Regions from separate parts of the Homo sapiens genome. Here region 1 is linked to region 2. Evidence: read pairs that join two places in POLR2A ChIA-PET (ENCODE). Cell type or tissue: MCF 10A. All regions are shown on one strand. Links, peaks and the distances in the headings refer to the core of each region. The heading gives the core; the rest is flanking DNA. Region 1 overlaps CLSTN1 (calsyntenin 1). Region 2 has its middle 11 kb from the start of CTNNBIP1-AS1.

Evidence for each region. ChIA-PET counts read pairs that join two places held together with the same protein. Peaks named below come from ENCODE experiments on the same cell type or tissue, not always from the same donor. Only the 100,000 strongest peaks of a DNase experiment are listed, where the experiment ranks them.
Region 1: POLR2A ChIA-PET joins it to region 2 with 14 read pairs; 4 of 35 experiments call an interaction of 5 or more read pairs at or near these places.

The regions. Positions count from the first base shown.
Region 1 is chr1:9,759,691-9,771,203 of GRCh38, reverse strand. All of the region lies in intron 2 of CLSTN1 (calsyntenin 1), which reads left to right. Among named protein-coding and RNA genes, the nearest start is that of CLSTN1, 59 kb to the left of the region's middle. RefSeq lists a silencer at 2,987-3,187. In MCF 10A, for the core only: no CTCF peak of the experiment used is centred there; DNase peaks (open chromatin) are centred at 4,293 and 5,193.
Region 2 is chr1:9,831,414-9,842,926 of GRCh38, reverse strand. No RefSeq gene overlaps it. Among named protein-coding and RNA genes, the nearest start is that of CTNNBIP1-AS1, 11 kb to the left of the region's middle. RefSeq lists enhancers at 1-292, 293-834, 6,065-6,664, 6,665-7,266. In MCF 10A, for the core only: no CTCF peak of the experiment used is centred there; DNase peaks (open chromatin) are centred at 6,366, 6,606 and 6,876.

The DNA.
Region 1 (11,513 bases), core at 3,158-5,657, 70 kb after region 2:
ATTTAGTTTATGTTTTTGAGCAGTTTTATATACATTACTGATGTTTTACGCATTTCAAGAAGTGATTGCAGTCCAGGCTTGTGTATTTGCTCCCTCAGGTCCTCCTTTGCCTTTTGAAGTATCAGCAGTCCTGTTGTTCGTGCAGTGTGATCTTACTATGTTGTTAATAATTGATGCACTATTTTATTTTATTTTGTTTTGTTTTATTTTTGAGACGGTGTCTCAGTTTGTCGCCCAGGCTGGAGTCCAGTGGTGCAATTTCGGCTCACTGCAACCTCCGCCTCCCAGATTCAAGCAATTTTCCTGCCTCAGCCTCCCATTAGCTGGGATTACAGGTGCCCGCCACCATGCCCTGCTAATTTTTGTATTTTTATTAGAAACAGGGTTTCACCGTGTTGGCCAGGCTGGTCTTGAACTCCTGACCTCAGGTGATGCGCCTGCCTTGGCCTCCCGAAGTGCTGGGATTATAGGCGTGAGCCACCACACCCAGCCAATAATGCATGCACTTATAAAGCATGCATAGCAATGTCCCAGGCACTACTCTAAGTACTGTACAAATATAAATTTGTATTTAATCCCCAATAACCATAAGATAATAAATACGCTTTTCTGCATTAAAGGCAGGAAGCGGAGGCACAGAATAGTTAAGCTATTGCTCTGGGCGTGTAGCTGGTCGGGGGGTGCAGAGGCAGGGCTCCAGCCCAGGCGGGACAGCTGCCTGCTACGATGACGTAGCTACATCTTTAACTGCACGAAGTTCACAAGGAAGTAGGAAATGAAATGTACGCCGAGTGTTAACTTTGAAAGAAAAAGTCTTATCAATGAAATATTTTTTTCTTACTGTATTTAATTTTATTGTGTATTTCTCAAACTTAAGATATTCTAGATGAAATAATACTTATACAAGTTTATTTTTTAGAGATTCTCAGGTTTTTTTTACTGATGTACAAAAATTATATGTTGTGATATGTATTTTAACTGTATAGAAAAGCAATTTAAATCCAATTATAGTGGTAACTTGGTTGTATTTGCCATAGTGGATAGATAAGTCAATATTTTCCTTTTGGATATTTTCATGGGGGAAGCACAGTTACTCATATAATATTTTTTCTTTCTTTTTTCTTTTTTGGAGATAATTCATATGCCACAAAAATCACCCTTTTTTTTTTTTTTTGAGACGGAGTCTCACTCTGTCGCCCAGGCTGGGGTGCAGTGGCGCGATCTCGGCTCACTGCAAGCTCTGCCTCCCGGGTTCACGCCATTCTCCTGCCTCAGCCTCCCGATTAGCTGGGACTACAGGAGTCCGCCACCGCGCCCGGCTAATTTTTTGTATTTTTAGTAGAGATGGGGTTTCACCGTGGTCTCAATCTCCTGACCTCGTGATCTGCCTGCCTCGGCTTCCCAAAATGCTGGGATTATAGGCGTGAGCCACCGCGCCCTGCCAAAAAATCACCCTTTTAAAGTGTACAGCTCATTGAGTTTTAGAATGTTCCAAAAACCATGCACCTGCCAACCACTGTCTAACTCCAGAACATTTTCATCACCCCAAAAAGGAACCCTTGCACCAAGTGGCACTCATCCCTCAGTCTCCTTCACTCCCAAGCCCTGGCTACCACTACAGATTTCTCTATTCTGGATAATCATGTAAATGCACTGTACGGCTTTTTGTGATGGGCGTCTCCCAGCATGGTGATTTCACAGTTTACCTGTGTTAGGTGCCTAGCAGCCCCTCATTCCTTTTTTTGTTGCTGGATATTATTTCATTCTATGAGTAGATCACATTTTGTTTCTCTGTTCATCCACTGATGGACATTTGAGTTGCTTCTACTTTTTGGCTATTATGGGTCATGCTGCTGTGAACATTCCTGTACAGGTCTTTGTGTGGACATAGGTTTTCAGTCCTTTAGTATACACACAGGAGTGCAACTGATCCCCTTGACTGAAGCGTGGGGTCCTCTGCTGGAGGAGTGGGCAGCTGCATGGGGGGGAGGGAGCACCTGACCTGCAGCCGTATCCCTCCTTACCTCCCTCCCTCCTTCCTTCCCTCCCTTCCTCCCTCCCTCTCTCCCTCTCATTTCCTTCCTCTCTCTCTCCTTCCCTCCTTCGCTTCCTCCCTCTGTCCTTTCCTTCCTCTCTCCCTCCCTCTCCCTCCCTCCCTTTTCCCCTTTCTCCCTCTCTCCCTCATTCCCTCCTTCTGTTCCCCCCTCCCTCACTCCTTCCATCCCTTCTTCCCTCCTTCCCCCTTTTCCTCCCTCCCTCCCTCCCTCTTTCCCTTTCTCCTTTACTTTCTCCCTGTGTTGCTTCCTCCCTCCCTCCCTCTTCTGTTGCTTTGGTGCCACCCAACACAGAACCCCACCCCCGTGGTGCCACCCAACACAGAACCCCGCCCCCATAGTGCCACCTAACACAGAACCCCGCCCCCATGGTGTCACCCAACACAGAACCCCGCCCCCATGATGCCACCCAACACAACCCCACCCCCATGGTGCCACCCAGCACAGAACCCCACCCCCATGGTGCCACCTAACAGAACCCCGCCCCCATGATACCACCCAACACAGAACCCTGCCCCCATGGTGTCACCCAACACAGAACCCCGCCCCCATGGTGCCACCCAGCACAGAACCCCGCCCCCATGGTGCCACCCAGCACAGAACCCCGCCCCCATGGTGCCACCCAACACAGATCGCCAACCCCATGGTGCCACCCAGCACAGAACCCCACCCCCATTGTGCCGCTCAACACAGAACCCCGCCCCCCTGGTGCCGCCCAGCACAGAACCCCGCCCCCCGGTGCCGCCCAACACAGAATCCCGCCCCCATGGTGCCGCCCAACACAGAATCCCGCCCCCATGGTGCCGCCCAACATAGAACTCCGCCCCCATGGTGCCGCCCAGCACAGAACCCCGCCCCCATGATCTTGCCCAACATAGAACCCCATCCCTATGGTGCTACCGAACACAGAACCCCGCCCCCATGGTGCCGTCCAGGACAACCCCGCCCCCATGGTGCCACCCAGCACAGAACAGGACCCTATGAGACTGAGCAAGGGAGGTCAGGAACAGAGACCCTAGAGCCGAGGGACCAGTGAGTGAATCGTAGCTCTGCTACTTATTGGCTGTGTGGCCTTAGGCAAATTACTTACCCTTTCTGTGCCTCCATTTCATCATTTGTAAAAGGATAAGATGTCACAGACCTCATTAATGTCACAGACCTCATTGGTTTGGGGGAATGTTAGCTTCTTTATTCATACGTGTGAAGAGCTTTAAACAGTGGGTGGTACAGTAATTACCACCTACAGTATTTGCCGCTGCTGTTATTACTACTAATAGAATCTTTTAAAAATATTTTTTCACTTAACATTTTGTGAGAAATATTTTTTCATCTTTCTACAAAAGTCGTTATAGTGTTGCATTTTCTTACAGACTTTCTTAAGTATTTTTTGGATAAGACAGAGGCTAGACCTGGAGCCTTATTTTCATCTTAGATTGATTTGGGTGATGACATTGAGTTTAATTTCGCACCATGTTGAGGAGGAGGGTGGTGATGGTGGTGGCATCTAACGTTTATTGAGTGCCTGCAGTGTGGCAGAGGTTGCTCTGAGGGCCCGGTGTGGGTTACTTTCTCCGATTCTTTTCAGCAGGTTTTTTTTTTTTTTTTGAGATGGAGTCTTGCTCTGTTGCCCAGGCTGGAGTGCAGTGGTGCTATCTCGGCTCACTGCAACCTCCGCCTCCTGGGTTCAAGCAATTCTCCTGCCTCAGCCTCCCGAGTAGCTGGGACTACAAGTGCATGCCACCATGCCTGGCTAATTTTTTGTAATTTTTATTAGAGACGGGGTTTTACCGTGTTCCCCAGGCTGGTTACGAACTCCTGAGCTCAGGCAGTCTGCCCGCCTCGGCCTCCCAAAATGCTGGGATTACAGGCGTGAGCCACTGCGCCCAGCCTCTCTTCTCCAATCTTACGCAGTAGACATGCCCACTGTCCCTGTTCTCCAGGTGAGGAACCAGGCTCAGCGTGTCTGCCAGCTGCGTGACAGCAGGAGAAGCTACTTTGTTTTCCATTTTATCCCCAAAACCTCCGTCAGTGCCTGGAACACAGTCACTCCATAGATATTTGTAGAGGGAGGAGATGAGTTTACCCAGGATCACACAGCTCATAAGTGACAGAGCCGCCTCTGGGCCCAGCTCACTGTGTGAACATTCCAGTTCATAGTGTGATCCCACTACAAGGCATGTGTGTGTGGGTAGCCACAGGAGTTCACTTGTTAGAGCTCTGAAATGAATGCACATGCAATGCTGGGAGCTTAGTCATTGAAGCTCCTTGTAAGTCATCACTAATCAGACATTCACAATGAAGATCCAGTCTCGCCCGGATTGTTTCCTTGGGGTGAAATTCTGATACAGAGTCTTGGTATTTGTCAAGTGTTTTAGGAAATTTAAATGATTCAGTTTCTTGTTCTGCGCCTTCTCTTTAATCTGCTGAAAGCCTGAGTAGTCATGGGTCAGAAAACAATTTTTGTATTTTATTATTTATCTATTTATTTTTGAGACAGGGTCTCGCTCTGTCACCCAGGCTGGAGTGCAGTGGCGCGATCTCGGCTCACTGCAACCTCTGCCTTCCGGGTTCAAGCAATTCTCATGCCTCAGCCTCTCGAGTAGCTGGGATCACAGGCGTGCACCACCACGAGCCAGCTAATGTTTTGTATTTATAATAGAGACGGGGTTTCACCATGTTGGCCAGGCTGGTCTCGAACTCCTGGCCTCAAGTGATCCTCCGCCTTGGCCTCCTAAAGTGCTGGGATTACAGGCGTGAGCCACCGCGCCCGGCCTATTTTGTTTACATTTTATATATTTCGTGGAGAGTTACCAGCTTGAGCCTCATGTGTGGGCCACAGGGTTGGGGCCTTGAAGATGATGCATTCTGTTCTTGTCAGAAGCCGTGCCTCCTCTTCTTGTTTCCTCTTCAGAGCTCCTCCTTCTAGGAGGTGGTGGTGTTCTAGCAATCTCTTTCCTGCTTTTCCAGATTAAGTATGGATGTTTTACAAGATTGGTTGAACCATAATGATACAAATAGAATCCAAAAGAAGTTTCAGGGCAAGAATGGGAACTTAGTTTTCATTGATAGTCAGTTAGAGCCCACCGAGGAGCCCTGTGATACTCTTGTCTGTATTCTTTGTTATGAATGTGATTCACATGCCCTGAGGGTGGCCAGTGGGGTTAACTGCTGCATTTCACTGCCCAGTTTTGCTTTTTTAGCACATGTAACTGAGCTGACCTTGTGCTTGCAGCAGTGAATTGGTTGACCTGCATGAAATTGCCTTTTTTTTTTGAGACAGAGTCTCGCTGTGTCGCCCAGGCTGGAGTGCAGTGGCGCGATCTTGGCTCACTGCAACCTCCCGGGTTCAAGCGATTCTCCTGCCTCAGCCTCCTGAGTAGCTGGGATTACAGGCGCCCGCCGCCACCACGCCCGGCTAATTTTTGTATTTTTAGTAGAGGGAGGGTTCCGCTTTGTTGGCCAGGCTGGCCGCAAACTGCTGACCTCAGGTGATCCACCTGCCTCAGTCTCCCAGAGTGCTGGGATTACAGGTGGAGCAACGGCGCCTGGCCTCCATTTTTTTTTTTCTTTTTTTGAGATGGAGTCTCCGTTTCCCGGGTTCAAGTGATTTCGGCTAATTTTTGTATTTTTAGTAGAGACAGGGTTTCACCATATTGGCCAGGCTGGTCTCAAACTCTTGACCTCAAGATCCCCCTGCCTCAGCCTCCTAAAGTGCTAGGATTACAGGATTGAGCCACCGCACCAGGCCAATTTTTTCTTTTTTCTGAGATGGAGTCTCGCTCTTGTCGCCCAGGCTATAGTGCAATGACGCGATCTCAGCTCACCGCAACCTCCGCCTCCTGGGTTCAAGCGATTCTCCTGTATCAGTCTCCCGAGTAGCTGGGATTGCAGGCGCCCGCCACCACGCCCGGCTAATTTTGTATTTTTAGTAGAGATGGGGTTTCTCCATGTTGGTCAGGCTGGTCTTGAACTCCTGACCTCAGTTGATCTGCCTGCCTCCCAAAGTGCTGGGATTACAGGCCTGAGCCACTGCGCCTGGCCCAATTTTTTTAAATGTTGAAATATTAAGGTATTTGAAAAAAAAATGACATTTCACATGCTTCAGCTTAATCGAAGGCAATAATGCATTGAGTAACAATTTTAAGTAAGTAGCTGAATGTTAGGACAGGTGCTTCTTATTAACCGTGATTGACTTGAATGGACCCATTTTGGATGTAGACACCACCCAGGAAGAGTTTGGGATCAGTAATGATTAAATACTAGGTAGCTATGCTAGGTTTTCCAGAGATGATAAAAAAAAGTGTAAAAGTTGGTTCCTGTTTTCAAAGCCACTGATAATGTGGGTAAGAGGGCCAAACCAAGATTGGCAAAGGATACTAGGAAACTTGTAGTTCAGCCCCAAGTGACAGAGGCAACGATGGTGTGGGCTAAGGAGGCAAGTGCTGCAGTTTGGATGTTTGTCCCCTCCAAACCTCATGTGGAAACTTTTTTTTTTTTTTTTTTTTTTTTTTTAAAGATGGAGCCTCACTTCATCACCCAGGCTGGAATGCAGCAGCGGGATCTCAGCTCACTGCAACCTCTGCCTCAGATATTCAAGCGATTCTCCCACCTCAGCCTTCCGAGTAGCTGGGATTACAGGCCTGTGCCATCATACCTGGCTAATTTTTGTATTTTTAGTAGAGACAGGGTTTCACCATGTTACCCAGGCTGGCCTTGAACCCCAGACCTCAAGTGATCCACCTGCCTTGGCCTCCCAAAGTGTTGGGATTACAGGCATGAGCCATGGTGCCCCTAACTGAAACTTGATCCCATTGTTGGAGGTGGGGCCTAATGGGAGGTGTTTGGGTCACAGGGGGTGAATCCTTCATGAATAGATTAATGTTGTCCCTGGCTATGGGGGTGAGGTGGTGGGGTGGGGGGTAGTGGGTGAATTCTCACTCTTTTAGTTCCCACAAGAGCTCATTGCTAAAAAGAGCCTGTGGTTGCTCCTCCTCCTCCCCCACCCACCTCTCTCTCTCCCTCTCTCTCTCTCTCTCTCTCTCTTTCTTTCTCCCTCACCATGTGATTTCTACACACGATTCCCCTTGGCCTTCCGCAGTGAGTGGAAGTAGCCTGAGGCCCTCATCAGATGCAGATGCCCAACCTTGAACTTTCCAGCCATCAGAAGTGTGAACCAAAGAAACCTTTTTTCTTTATAACTTACACAGCCTCAGGTCTTCCTTTGTAGCAACACTGAATGGGCTGAGATAGCCCAGAAGTGGTTCTACAGTGGTTTACAGGGCTTGAGTCCTGTAAAGGGTGGGTGGAGTTTGCATAGGCAGTGAAGAGAGGGGAGAGGTGGGAGCAGAGGTGGGAACTGGAAGGGCCTCCCAGGGTAGGTGACCAGGTCAGCTTGTGTGGCGTGGGGTATAGAGGAGCACAGGATTGAAGTCAACTTGAGTCCACATGGTTTCCATTGCTAGGCTGAATGGATGCATGGGGTTTTCCAATGCTATGTCTGGATCACCTGGGGCCCTGGTGTAGAGTGCAGGTTCCTGAGCTCCATGCTCAGCTGCCTAGTCTGTACCTCCAGGAGTGGCACCTGAGAAATCCATACCAGCCAGCTAGGTTTGCAAACCCCCAATGGGCCACCTTCCCAGGTCTGCAGACTGTCTGTGTTGGAGTCATCTGGCAGTGCTTGCTCAAAATGCAGATCACTGGGCTCTGCCCCTAGAACCACCAAGTCAGAATTTCTGGGGATGGAGCTTGGAAACCACATTTTTAACAAGCGTCACAGACCATTTTTGGCACACTAGAATTTGAGAGCCACTGCTGTAGTCAGTGAGGAACTTGCGAGAGCGTAACTCTTGGAGTCTGTGGTTATTGTTACATATATTTAAGGTATCCTAGGCCGGGTGCAGTGGTTCACACCTGTAATCCCAGCACTTTGGGAGGCCGAGGCAAGGAGATCACTTGAGGTCAGGAGTTTGAGACCAGCCTGGCCAACATGGTGAAACCCTGTCTCTACTAAAAATACAAAAATTAGCCAGGCGTGGTGGTGTGCACCTGTAGTCCCAGCTACTCGGGAGGCTGAGGCACAGGAATCACTTGAACGCAGGAGGTGGAGGATGCTGTGAGCTGAGGTTGTGCCACTGCACTCCAGCCTGGGTGACAGAGCGAGACTCTGTCTCCAAAAAAAAGAAAAAAAAAGGTACCCCGAAAAAACTGCTGATTAGAGACACGTATGAGCTCATTCCAGAAACTAGCCTGGACCAGTAAGCAAGAAAGCCAGAGGTCACCCAACGTCAGGGACAGCCCGGACACCCAGCCGTTGAGTGCGGGCACCAAGGCCGAGTGGAGCAGAGAGAAGTGGATAGTCGCTGCTTGGCAAGAAAGCCAGAGGTCACCCAACGTCAGGGACAGCCCGGACACCCAGCCGTTGAGTGCGGGCACCAAGGCCGAGTGCAGCGGGGAGAAGTGGATAGTCGCTGCTTGGCAAGAAAGCCAGAGGTCACCCAACGTCAGGGACAGCCCGGACACCCAGCCGTTGAGTGCGGGCACCAAGGCCGAGTGGAGCAGAGCCGTTGAGTGCGGGCACCAAGGCCGAGTGGAGCGGAGCCGTTGAGTGTGGGCACCAAGGCCGAGTGCAGCGGGGAGAAGTGGATAGTCGCTGCTTGGCAAGTGTCCATTTTCTCTTTTTTTTTTTTTTTGAGACAGAGTCTCGCTCTGTCGCCTAGGCTGGAGTGCAGTGGCGTGATCTCGGCTCACTGCAACTTCTGCCTCCCGGGTTCAAGCGATTCTCATGCCTCAGCCTCCTGAGTAGCTGGAATTACAGGTGCCTGCCACCATGTCCGGCTAATTTTTGTATTTTTAGTAGAGACGGGTTTCACCATGTTGACCAGGCTGGTCTCGAACTCCTGACCTCAGGTGATCCACCCACCTTGGCCTCCCAAAATGCTGGGATTACAGGTGTGGGCCACCACACCCGGCCCATTTTCTCTTCTTTACAGCCCCGTGATCCGTTTCCCATTGGGCACAGATCAGTGGATCTACAACCTGTTACCCAGCTTCCCCTAGCCAAGTGAACAGGTGCCCCTCCCTGAAGTTTGAATGGTGAGTGGAGCGACAGCGATGCTAAGAATAGTTGCGGTTCGGGTCTGTCTGTCCAGGCTGTTCTGCAGTGGGACTGTTGCGGTTCCTGTTTCCTGGTCTCCAGCCGCCTTGGCTTCCACCTGTTTCCAAGTCCCTTTCTCTGGCCTACAGTCAGTTCCATGAGTTCCTGATAGTTTTCCAATCAGTTTCCTTTTGCTAAGTTACCTAGAAAGGATTTCTGTTGCTTACAATCAGAGAACCTTAGCTGTTATACGTAAGGAGCAAAGGAAACATTTGCAATATAAGGGCAGGGTCCCCTGAGAGCTGGGAGACGTGTGTAGGAGGGGCCATCCTCAGATTAGGAAGAAGACTTCGAAAGAACAGCAGGGCCAGCCTAAAGCTGGGGTTTGTCAAAGGCACAGATGAGGAAAGTGAGGGCAAAGTGCTGTCAGCTGAGAACCCTGCACGTGACTTTGGATATCCAGAAGTCAAATCCATACTTTGTTGGGTTCATCCATTTTTCATATTTTTATGTTTTGCTTTAAAAATTCCTTAAAAAAATTTTTAAAAAAATTTTTAGACATGGTCTCACTCCGTCGCCCAGAGTACAGAGGCTGGAGTGCAGTGGCATGATAATGGCTCACTACAGGCTTAACATCCGAGACTCAGGTGATTCTCCCACCTTAGGCTCCCAAGTAGCCGGGACCTCAGGCACACGCCACCACTCCCAGCTAATTTTTGTATTTTTGGTAGAGACAGGATTTCACCGTGTTGGCCAGGCTGGTCTCGAACTCCTGACCTCAGGTGATCCACCCACCTCAGCCTCCCAAAGTGCTGGGATTACAGGTGTGACCTACCAGGCCTGCTCCTCAAATTTCTTAAGTAAAGTTCCTTTTGACCATTTTAGATGATCTCCTAGGGGAATGAAGGTTTGGGGAAAGAGACTGGGAAGGATTTGGCCCATTCCTAGGAGAGCCTAACTGGAGAGGTTGTCTGGGAAACCTGGTTGGGTGTCTTCAGCTTGATAAAAGCAGGGTTTTAGGTAGATTTGCGTAACAGAGCCAGCTGAATTGAGTGGGAGGGAGCAGGGCAGAAAGGAACTGGGATGTGAGAGGCAATTCTGAGAGGTCCTTCCCTGCAACGGATGAGGTTGTTTGAGTTTGAGAGAGGCTGAGTTTAGGATAGCGAGTGGTGGAGCTGCACCTTCGTATGTGATGGTGCCGTAGCATGCATTTGACTACCATGAACTGGGGCGGGCGTGGTGGCTCATGCCTGTAATCCCAGCTCTGAGGGAGGCTGAGGCAGGTGGATCACTTGAGCTCAGGAGTCCAAGACCAGCCTGGGCAACATGGTGAAACCTCACCTGTAGCCAAAAAAAAAAAAAAAAAAAAAAACCCGGGAATGGGTGGCATGCACCTGTGGTCTGAGCTACTCGGGAGGCTGAGGTGGGAGAATCGCTTGAACTCAGGAGGTGGAGGTCCCATCTATTCCCCTAAAAATCCCTTAAATGTCTCCTTGGGACAGTGCCTAGTTCAGCCCTCATTGTATCTCATCAGAGGTACTGTGGTAGCCCCTGTCTTGCTCCAGTCCGATCCGTCTTCCTTATTAAAAGTAGAGTTTTAGGTTGAATGCACAAATGGCCCCTTGAGGTAGGCGTACTGGCTGACCCTGCAGATGGCTCAGCAGGCTCTGCAGTGATGGGCTCGGTTGCAAGGCTGGTGTGGAAGACCCAGGTCTGCCTGAGTTTTGCAAAGCCCACACTGCACCTGCCACCTTGAACTACCAACCTGGCGAGTTGGTTTTTTAAGTCCTTGTAGGTAAAGGAGCCAGCCTGACTAGCAATTGAATAAGTACTGGTGGATTTGAGGCACCATATCCTGTTGGTGGAACTCATTAAAGTAGCCAATGTCAATACTCAGAATATTGATTATTTTGAGAGCTAGGATTGTATCATTGCATTCCAGCCTGGGCAACAGAGGGAAACCCTGTCTCTAAAACAACCAACCAACAAGCAGGAAATCTGCACTTACCTATGGAGAGACCTGTGTCAGGAAAGCACACCACAGTCACTGTCATTAATGTCAGTTCAGATGATGTGGAACTGCCTCGCTATTCCACAGTAAACTCAAGTCAAAAACTGAGAAGTTTTATCCAAATTAAAGCTGGGCAACCTAAATTACTTTAAAATGTATTATGCAGTATTAATATGCATCAAAACATGTAATATTGTGAGTTAGCACATCCTGGAAAACATTTGGACACATCTGATACCAGGCAGTTTTACTCGTGGGTGTCTCTCTAGAGCAGAGATCAGCAAACCTTTTCGGTGAAGAACTAGATAGGGACTATTTTAAGCTTTGGGGCCCCTCGGATCTCTTTCGCAATGAT
Region 2 (11,513 bases), core at 5,357-7,856:
GGGCTGGGAAGTGAGATGCGGGGCTGAGGCTGCTGGACAGGACTGATGTGCAAATAGGCAGCAACGGTGCAGGGCCCTGCAGGAAGAGAACATCCGTGCCAGGGAGCTGGAGCGGGTGGCCCCAGGCTCACCTGTAGGGGGCTGAGGTGGTTGGGAGGGTCCCTTAGAGTTCCTGCACCTGCCCAGGGTGGTGAGGGGCACACTTCTCCTTGGCTTGTGATGTGGCTCATGGGGCAGTCAGGGCAGGGTGGCCAGAGGCCTCTGGGTCCACTGGGGACCATTGGTCCCTGACACTTCTCTGGCAGCTGGACTCAGAGAGGGCGGGAGGCTTGCTCATTTCTGTCTTGGGCTTGCTTGTTTCTGCAGCAGAGCCTGCCTCTTTTGAGCACTCAGGTTGCACCGGTGGTCTCTGGAGCCCCTGAGGTCACATGGTGCCAGCTCTTGCCGTTCTGTTCCCAGTCTAAGGGTTCTCCCAAAAGGTCGTGTCTGAGAGCCAGTTGCTTTTTCTGGCACCTTCCCAGGGAGGACCCCTGGGAAGCAGCTTCGGAAGCAGAACATGTTAGGAGGGCAATTTGTCAGGACGAGCCTGGGAGGTTAGGCTCGAACCTGGCAGCTGCCCAGGCCCTGCTGTGGTTCCTGCTTAAGCTGCTGATGCAGCTGCCAGGGCCGGGCGGGGCTTGCTCTTCCCACCCCCTCCCCAAGCTATGTGGTCTATGTGAGGCCCAGACATTGGTCCTAAGGGAGAAGAAGGGCAAGAAGGGGTGTCCTAGTTCCCTGGGTGGTAACCAGGGGATTCACCCCATCCCTCCTCTGAGATGCTGGGAGGATGAGCAGATGCTGGTGTGCAGAAGGGGCCAAGAGGCTTAGGAGATTAAGCTATTAGTGGTCATTAGGTAGTGGAGGAGGCTGGGCAGTGTGGGGAGGGGAGGGCGGCACGGCAGACAGTGCTTGTCCAGGAGCCCAGGTGGGTCTACAGCCCACTCTGCCACTCACCCTGGGTAACTCCATCGTGTGTGTCTGAGCCTCCAGGGGGCTGTGGGAGTCATTAATGTTGTTCCCCAGAAATTCCCAGCTCTTTGCCTTCCAGGCCCTTAATGGGATTGTATTTCCCCACCCACTTTAGTTTGAGTGTGGCCCTAACTTGCTTTAGCCAATGAAATGTGGGCAGAAGTGAGAGCCATTTTATAATGTTCCAGAAGCAGCTGCCCCATCAGCCTGAGTCCTGGCCACGAGCAACAGAGGAAGCATGTTGTTTCATGCCTTGGGCATCTTGGGCCTGCTTGTTTCTGCAGCAGAACCTGCCTCTCCTGACCACTCAGGTTGCACCAGCGATCTCTGGAGCCCCTGAGGTCATGTGGTGCCAGCTCTTGCTGTTCTGTTCCCAGTCCAAGGGTTCCCCCAAAAGGTCATGACTGAGAGCCACTTGCTTTTTCTGGCATCTTTGGCATCACAAGTAAGGCTGTCCTGGTCCCCACCCTGGACCCTGCAAGGCAGACCTGCCTTTTGCTCTTAGGACTCAATCTGCCCTTCTTGGCATGCGCAGCCCAAGGCCGTGGTGATAGGGCTCCTGTTAATCCGACCTCATCTCTGTCGTCCCCCTGTTCTTCCCACTCCAGCCACCAGCCTCCTTTTGTTCCTCAGATGCTGAGCTTCTCCCACCTTGGGGCTTTGGTACCTGCTGTTCCTTTGCCTGGAATGTTCTTCCTCTATGGCTGAATCCTTCTCCATGTTCAGATGTCAGCTCCAATGTCACCCCCTCAGAGTGTTCACCCTGACCACCCTATTTTGCTTTCCACTCTTTTTTTGACTGTCACCCAGGCTGGAGTGCAGTGGCATGATCTCGGCTCACTGCAACCCCCACCTCCTGGGTTCAAGCGATTCTCCTGCCTCAGCCTCCCGAGTAAGTGGGACTACAGGCAGGTACCACTGTGCCTGGCTAATTTTTGTATTGTTAGTAGAGATGGGGTTTCGCCATGTTGGCCAGGCTGGTCTTGAACTCCTGACCTCAAGTGGATCCATCTGCCTCGGCCTCCCAAAGTGCTGGGATTACGGGCATGAGACACCGCGCCCAGCCTTGCTTTCCACTCTGTAACACACTCCCGTTTTCCTGTTTTATTTTTTTATTCATGAATTTCTTTGTTTACTTGTTTATGTTTCACTCCTCACGCTAGAAGCCAAGTTGCATGGTTGGATCTTGTCTGGCTTCTTCACTGCCATGTCCTCGGCACCTGACATATAGTGGGCTTTCCACAAGGGCTCGGTAAATGACTGAATCATCCTGACTTTTGAGTGGCTTCTCTGCTGAACCCTCTGTGGCCCACAGGTACCCTGATCCTATTTTCTGAACCAAAGTGGTGCTGACAACAAGGAAATCCAGGATCTAGAGAGGAGTGCATCCTGTTGGCTTTACTGGCTCATGTTCCTTAGGGGATGTTTCAGTGGGGCTGGGCCCTGGCACCGCGTGGCACCCTGAGCCTGTCTTGGCTGATAAATCAATTCTGGGCTGCTGAAGGGGCTTGAGGACTTGTCTGGGCAGACTTTTTGGTTTGACTAGGATTACAGACAACAGAAACCCAACTCCAGCTGGCTCTCATCTCTGGAAGTGTTTCAAGGTAGCTCACAGGATTAAGGCAATTGTGCAGGGATCCGGGCCTCAGGGACCAGGGCCTGAGGGACTGCTTCCCAAACACCCTCTCCCTTTAGGACCATTTATTCTGTTTCTTCTTGACTCTGCCTGTTGGCCTCATTATCTCCTATGACAGACTGGCATCTCCTCCTATGGGGAGACATGGCCCCTGGCAACTTCAGCAGAAAGGAGGCTGTTCTCCCAGCGCCAAAAACAATCCCAGGGTGATCTCTGATTGACTCCTGACCACAGATGATCCGCCCACCTTGGCCTCCCAAAGTGCTGGGATTACAGGTGTGAGCCACCCCACCCAGCTGACGGAGCCCTTTTTGAATATTTGGTGGAATACCTCATGAAAACTGCTGGTGTGAATAAAGAAAACTAGATGTATATCAGAGGTCTTAGTTGAAGTCTGAGCTCTGCTATTTATGGGTATGTGACTTCTCTGAGCCTCAGTTTCCCCATCTATAAAATGGGTGTTAATACCAACTTCCGGCCAAGTGCAGTGGCTCGTGTCTGTAATCCCAACACTTTGGGAGGCCAAGGTGGGTGGATTGCTTGAGCCTAGGAGTTCAAGACCAGCCTGGGCAACAGGGCGAGACCTTGTCTCTACAAAAAATACACAAATTAGCTGGGCGTGGTAGCACACGCCTGTAGTCCTAGCTACTCTGGAGGCTGAGGTGGGAAGATTGCTTTAGCCCAGAAGGTCAAGGCTGCAGTGAGGCGGTGATCATGCCACTACACTCCAGCCTAAGTGACAGAGTGAGATCCTGTCTCAAAAAAGAAAAAAAGTCAACTTCCGTAAGTTGTTATAAGTACGGAATGAGAAGAGATCTTTGATAGGAATCCTGTCGGTTGTAAAGCACTGCACAGATACCTATTATAATTAGTTTAACTTGGAAAATAACATATACTCTGTTTACAGGGCAGGTAACCCTCTGCCATCAGGATTAGGAGACAAAGGGGAAAGGAAGGGATGAATCCAGGATTGGCAGGGCCAGGTGACTACTTAGCGAAGGGTGCAGAGGGGAGAAGGGACTCCAGCAGCCATGCCCTGGAGAACAAAGACCTAGGGACTGGGAGAACAGAGGTGGCATTGATGGGCAAACCCCGGGGAGATGCCGAAGAGCAGTTACTATGGCAGCCGATCTCTCATCGTGACTTCTAGACAGACAGCAACGCGGGGCCCCACCCCTGCTTCCGTGTCCCACCTGGCAGACACTGCCTGCGACAGAGGTGGGTCTACTAGTTTGCTAGGGCTGTTGTAACAAAGTACCACACACTGGGTGGCTGACACAACAGAAACTCGTCTTCTAACAGTTCTAGAGGCTGGAGGTTTGAAATCAACATGTCAGCACGGGCCGGGCATGGTGGCTCATACCTGCAGTCCTAACGTTTTGGGAGGTCAATGCGGGTGGATTGCTTGAGCCCAGGAGTGTGAGACCCTATCTCTACAAAACATTAAAAACTTAGCTGGGTGTGGTGGCGTGCACCTGTAGTCCCAGCTATTTGAGAGGCTGAGGTACCGTGCCCCTGTACTCCAGGGTGATAGAGCGAGACCCTGTCTCAAAACAAAAACAAAAACAAAAACGAAAGGTCAACAGGGTCCGTTCTTTCTTTTTATCTTTTATTTATTTATTTTTGAGATGGAGTCTCGCTCTGTCACCCAGGCTGGAGTGCAGTGGCGCGATCTCCGCTCACTGCAATCTCTGCCCCCCAGGTTCACGCCATTCTCCTGCCTCAGCCTCCCAAGTAGCTGGGACTACAGGCGCCTGCCACCAAACCCGGCTAATTTTTTTTGTATATTTAGTAGAGACAGGGTTTCACTGTGTTAGCCAGGATGGTCTCGATCTCCTGACCTCGTGATCCGCCCCCCTCGGCCTCCCAAAGTGCTGGGATTACAGGCATGAGCCATCGCTCCCGGCCCGTTCTTTCTTTTTAAAATTTATTTATCTGTTCATTTTTTGGAGACAGGATCTCACTCTGTCACCCAGGCTGGAGTGCAGTGGTGCAATCTCGGCTCACTGCAACCTCCGCCTCCCGGGTTCAAGCAATTCTCCTGCCTCAGCCTCTCGAGTAGCCGGGACTACAGGCACCTGCCACTGTGCCCAGCTAATTTTTGTATTTTTAGTAGAGATGAGGTTTCCTCATCTTGCCCAGGCTGGCCTCAAACTCCTGGGCTCATATGATCTGCCGGCCTTAGCCTCCCAAAGTGCTGGGATTACAGGCATGAGCCACTGCGCCCAGCCTTAAAATTTTCTCTTTTTCTTTCTCTTTCTTTTTCTTTCTTTCTTTCTTTCTTCTTCCTTTCCTTTTCTTTCGTTCTTTCCTTCCTTCCTTCCCTCCTTCCTTCCTCCCTTCCTCCTTTCCCTTCCTTCCTCTTTCTTTCCTTTCTTTCTTTTCTTTCTTCTCTCTCTCTCTTTCCTTTCTTTATTGCTCTCTCCCTCTTTCCTTTTTTCTCTCTCTTTCTTTCATTCTACATTCAGACTCCCAAGCAGTAATTGGCTCCTTCTGAGGGCTGTGGGGAAGGTGTCCCGGGCCGCTCTCCTTGGCTTGTGTGCAGATGGCCGTCTTCCTATGTCTTTTCATGTTGTCTTCCCTCTGTGAGTGTGTCCTAACCTCCTAACCTCTCTTTTTTTTTTTTTTTTTTTGAGATGGAGCTTGCTCTGTTGCCCAGGCTGGAGTGCCGTGGCACTATCTCAGCTCACTGCAAGCTCTGCCTCCCAGGTTCATGCCATTCTCCTGCCTCAGCTTCCTGAGTAGCTAGGACTACAGGCATCCGCCACCACGCCTGGCTAATTTTTTGTATTTTTAGTAGAGATGGGGTTTCACCATGTTAGCCAGGATGGTCTCGATCTCCTGACCTTGTGATCCGCCTGCCTTGGCCTCCCAAAGTGTTGGGATTACAGGCGTGAGCCACCGTGCCCGGCGCTAACCTCCTCTTTTTATAAGGACACCAGTCCTATTAGATTAGGGATCACCCTAATGACTGCATTTTAACTTGATAACCTCTGTAAAGACCCTGTTTTGAAATAAGGTCACATTCTGTGGTAGTGGGGGTTAAGACTTCAACATCTAAGTTTTGGGGGGGAACATAATTGAACCCATATAACATTGGACATTCTCCTCACGGGTATCCCCCTCCCTCTCACCAGCTCGAACTCCCTGGCCGAAAGCATGTGGCTTACGACCTGCCGGAAGAGAAACGGACCCCATAATTGTGTTAATTGCCAGAATACCAGATCTGCAATTAATATGCCACAGAACAAAGAACAAATCCACTAATCGCACATAATTGGACCTAAACCACACCCTCTGCAGAGCCTTGCAACGGAGCTCCACTGTTTATGCCCCTTTTCAAATTAGCAAAGATGAACAAATTCCCATCCGTTTCCCCTTCATCCTGCTCAGGGCAAATCTCCGGGGGAGGCTCAGAGGAGGGGACGGATAAGACAGTGGGGCACCCTGGTTGGATCCTGTCCAGAGCCAGGCACCAAAGCCTGGCCTTTTTGGCTAGAGGCAAGATAAAGGTGTCCAAGGGCCTCTTAGCTTCAGGCTGCAGAAGCGAGGTTTCCAGAGCCTTCTGCAAGTCCTGACACTGTGGCAGCCTGACTGGGGCCTTGGCAGACACCTGGCGCAGGGAGGAAGTGATTCAGGTGCTCTGGGGGTTGTTCTCTGTGGCACGGTGTGACTCACATACAGGTGAGGACTATTTGGGGGCCCTGGGGCAGGTCTGGGTTGGCTTTGGAGACATGACGCTCAGGGCTGCCATCTCTCCTCATCCCTAGAGTGGCAGACAGGTCCAGGGGCAGATGGCCAAATGCTGTAGCACAATGCTCATGTCCCTTCTTCCTGGTGCCCGTCTCAGCAGCAGGCCTGAGTGCTCTGTGTTTCCATGGCCCCAGAGACAGGCTATCTGGAGACTGTCCTGCCCGTGCTTGCCTCCTGCAGCTGGAAGGTGGCCTGCTCAGGCCTGGAAGCTGGCACTAGCTGTGATCTTAACATGCAGCACCTCCTGCCCAGCGCTGGCACCAGGCAGAGCCTCCCCCGCCCTCCACCATGTGTGGAGGCTCCTTGCCCTCGGCCTGCCCATCTGCCTCCTCCTTCAGCTCCCTGGCTTGGCTGCAGCAGACCAGGGACAGAATGAGGCTTCAGCCTGCAGCTCAGGTGGTCTTTCTTCACCCACTCGGCACAGCTCCAAGCTGGGCCTGTGCTGCCAAGGACCAGGGGAGGAAGGAGATTCACAGACTCCTCCACACCACCCCTCTCCGGGCCACTAGGTCATCCCTACTTCCCGTGGTCTGGGCAGAGTGGGAGGGGCCCATGTTGCTCCAGCGCACTTCCAGTTTGCCTCCCTGCCTTTCCCAGGCTGCTCCGGGCTCCTCCCTGGCTCCTGCTAAGCCAGCTGCAGGGAGGCTCATTGAGAATTCTCGGAGCCCCATCCACTGGCTGTCAGGGGAGAAGCCTGTCTTCCTCAGACCGGCAGTCTTCTCATTTGCATCCCCTAAATCAATGCCCTCTGATGATCAAAGTCCCAGCGCTGCAACTTCAATGAGGCCGGCTGAGCGAGAAGGGAGAGGAGGCAGGAATCACCCTCCCTCCTGCTGCCCCTTCAGGCCCAAGGGGAACTGGAAAGCAGAGGCCTTGGGGGGTCCCTGGCAGCGGGGTGCACACAGGAGTAGAAGCAGAGACGTCCCTCCCTGGGTAAGCGTTTCCTTCGCAGCTTTTCCCGCAGGCTGGACAGGGAATGGGGCAGTGGCAGGCCCTTGTCAACAAGGCTTGCTGGGACGTTCTGGGCCCCAGATCAGGCATCTGGAGATGCCTGGGGGCGTGGGTCAGGTCCACAGGGAGGGTAGGCTCTGGGAGGAAGGCACCTAGCTGGGTCTCCCTCATCAGAGACCCAGGGACTCAGTCCTCAGTGACTCAAAGAACTAGAAGGATTTGGCCAGGTAGAGGGCAGAGGAGAGGAGGAGGGTCAGCCACATCTACCCTGTCCATGCCCTGGGGGTTGTGGGATGCCCAGTAACGGTCCTAGCTAGAATGAGAGCCACCGTTCACTGAGCACTCGCAGTGGGCTGGACACCTCGGACACCTGCATTTCATGTGTTGTGTTGTTGCTGTTTTTTATAATTTTTTTTTTTTTTGAGACGGAGTCTCGCTCTGTTGTCCAGGCTGGAGTGCAGTGGTACGATCTCAGCTCACTGTACCTCCACCCTCTGGGTTCAGGCGATTCTCCTGCCTCAGCCTCCCAAGTAGCTAGGACTACAGGCATGCACCACTACACCTGGCCGATTTTTGTATTTTTAGTAGAGACGGGGTTTCACCATGTTAGCCAGGCTGGTCTTAAACTCCTGATCTCAAGCGATCCGCCCACCTCGGACTCCCAAAGTGCTGGGGTTACAGGCACGAGCCACCGTGCCCAGCCCTTGCTTTATCATATTTAATCTACACAACATCCCTATGAGGCCCGTGTCATTACTATCGCATTTTATAGATGAGGAAATAGACAAGAGAAGCCACAGAACTAGGAAGTAGCAGAGCCAGGGTTAAATGAGAGAAAGTTCGAGAAGGGTGTGAACACCTGAAAGGGCTGCTTGCAAGTGAGGAGGCATGTCTGCACGAGTGTGAGTGCGTGCTCTGGCTTGGGATGATCAAGACAGGTTTGTCCTTGCATAGAGAGGACTTCCTGGCAGCCTACGGTCAGGGACCCCCCTCCCGCCACTGCTCCATCCCAGTGTCTTGGCTCCACTCTGACACTCACCATAGCATGAGTTCTCAGAGCTGGAGGGGGCTATCAAACAGGATGGACACCAGCAGCCAAGCAGTTCTTCCACCTTGGTGCCCCTCTGTCTTCTCATGGCCTTGCAGAAACGTTCACCATCAGAGCAGTAATGTGGGGAAGAGCGTCGGCTTTAGGGCCGCGGATCTAGGTTTGAATCCTGGCTTTACCACTTTGCTGTGTGATTTTGGGCAAATCGCATAACCTCTCTGAGCCCCAGTGTACTCTTCTGTAAAATAAGGATACTAATTGTATTCATAAGGCTAGGCACAGTGGCTCACACCTGTAATTCCAGCACTTTGGGAGGCAGAGGTGGGTGGATCACTTGAGGCCAGGAGTTCAAGACCAGCTTGGCCAACATGGTGAAACCCCATCTCTACTAAAAAGACAAAAATTAGCCAGGTGTGGTGGCAGGCGCCTGTAGTCCCAGCTACTAGAGAGGCTGAGGCAGGAGAATCACTTGAGCCTGGGAGGCAGAGGTTGCAGTGAGTCAAAATTTTGCCACTGCACTCCAGCCTGGATGACACAGCGAGACTCCATCTCAAAAAAAATTAATAATAATAATAGTATTCATTGCATGGGATTGCTACCAGCATGAAATCAGAAATGAATGTAGATTGTTTCCTGGAGGGCTAGCCCACAGAACAATGTGTGGGCTGTATTTGTATTTCTAGATCTCTAGGGGTGGGGTGGGTGTTAATCCCTGTCACCCAGAAGAGGAAGGAGGAAAAAGAGCTGTGTCTGCAAACAACTACATGAGCGGGGGGCTGGAGAGGACTAGACGTCCTGAAGTCTGGCTCTGATTTTTACTGCAGTTTTCTGGCCTAGGGAGCTTCAAGGTCAAGGAAAAAGCACCAAAAAGCCAGAGAAGCCTCATCTGAGGCCTGGCTATGGTACTTCTAAGCTGGAAGGTCTTTTTTCAGAGACAGGGTCTTGCTTTGTCACCTAGGCTGGAGTGCAGTGGTGCCATCATAGCTCACTGCAGCCTTGAACTCCTGGGCTCAAGTGATCCTCCTGCCTCAGCCTCCCGAGCAGCTGGGACTACAGGCACCTGCTACCATGCCCAACTAACTTTTTTTTTTTTTTTTTTTGGTAGAAATGAGGTTTCACTATATTGCCCAGGCTGGTCTTGAACTCCTGGCCTCAAGATATCCTTCCGTCTCAGCCTCATCAAAGAATTAAGATTACTGGTGTGAGCCACTGTCCTTGGTCAGTTGAATGGTCTTGACAAGCCACTCAACCCCTCTAAACTCCTGCTTCCCACCAGTTAAAGGGGAATGATAAGAACCTCCATCCAGGAGATTACTGTTAGACCAAAATGCATATAGATGCTCTTTGAAACAGGGAGTATGCTTACAAATGCAAATGCTGATGTGCTACATGATAGTAGTTATAATAGCATCATCATCTCCTTAGACTGACTTTCTTTCTTTTTTTTTTTTCTGAGACAGAGTCTCCCACAGTCACCTAGGCTGGAGTGCAGTGGCGCAATCTCAGCTCATTGCAACCTCTGCCTCCCGGGTTCAAGCCATGCTCCTGCCTCAGCCTCCCAAGTAGCTGGGATTACAGGTGCCCGCCACTACTCCCGGCTAATTTTTGTATTTTTAATAGAGATGGGGTTTCACCATATTGACCATGGGTGGCCAGGCTGGTCTCAAACTCCTGACCTCAGGTGGCCGCCCGTCTCAGCCTTCCAAAGTGCTGGGATTACAGGCATGGCCACTGTGCCCATCTCCTCCTTAGACTTTTCTTTTCTTTCTTTCTTTTTTTTTTTTCAGAGATGGAGTCTTGCTCTGTTACCCAGGCTGGAGTGCAATGGCATGATCTTGGCTCACTGCAACCTCCACCTCCTGGGTTCAAGCAATTCTCCTGCCTCAGCCTCCTGAATAGCTGGGACTACAGGCATGTGTCACCACGCCCAGCTAATTTTTGTATTTTTAGTAGAGATGGGATTTCTCCATGTTGGTCAGGCTGGTCTCGATCTCCCGACCTCAGGTATTTGCCTGCCTTGGCCTCCCAAAGTGCTGAGATTACAGGCGTGAACCACCACACCTGGCCTAGACTTTTTTTTTCCTTATTTATTTATTTTTTTGAGATGGAGTCTCGCTCTATTGCCCAGGCTGGAGTGCAGTGGTGCTATCTTGGCTCACTGCAAGCTCTGCCTCCCAGGTTCACGCCATTCTCCTGCCTCAGCCTCCTGAGTAGCTAGGACGACAGGCGCCCACCACCACGCCCGCCTAAATTTTTTTTTGTATTTTTAGTAGAGACGGGGTTTCACCGTGTTGGCCAGGATGGTCTTGATCTCCTGACCTCGTGATCCGCCCGCCTTGGCCTCCCAAAGTGCTGGGATTACAGGTGTGAGCCACCGCGCCTGGCCCGGCCTAGACTTTTCAAAGTACACCCACATATATCACCACCACCACCATCACTGTAAGAGCAATCACCTAACTGGGCATCTACTTGTGTCAAACGCTGAGCTAAACGCTTTATCTGTATCCTCTCACTTAATACAACAATCTAAAGGAGGTATTATTATTATTATTATTATTATCTGGACGGAGTTTTGCTCTTGTTGCCCAGGCTGGAGTGCAATGGCGTGATCTCAGGTTCAAGAGATCCGCCTCCCAGGTTCAAGCAATTCTCCTGCCTCAGCCTCCCGAGTAGCTGGGACTACAGGCGCCCGCCACCACGCCCAGCTAATTTTTGTATTTTTAGTAGAGACAGGGTTTCACCATGTTGGCCAGGCTGGTCTCGAACTCCTGATCTCAGGTGATCCACCTGCCTCAACCTCCCAAAGTGCTGGCATTACAGGCATGAGCCACCACGCCTGGCCCAAGGAGGTATTATTATTTTGCCCATTTTACAGGTGAGGAAACTGAAGCTCAGAGTGATCAGGTTGTCTGGTCTTTTCTGCTAGTAACTGGAACCGAAGTCTATTTGAATCAAGGCCATATAAGACATTCCTCCTTTTTTTTTGTTTTTTAACCACCTTACCCAACAGCCTCCCCCAGTTCCAACATATTATGATAGAGCTATGGATAGAACCCAGGTCTCCTGACTCTAAGCTTGGTGCTGTTTTCTCTGTGCCATTTCCTCTGCAGTGTAGGG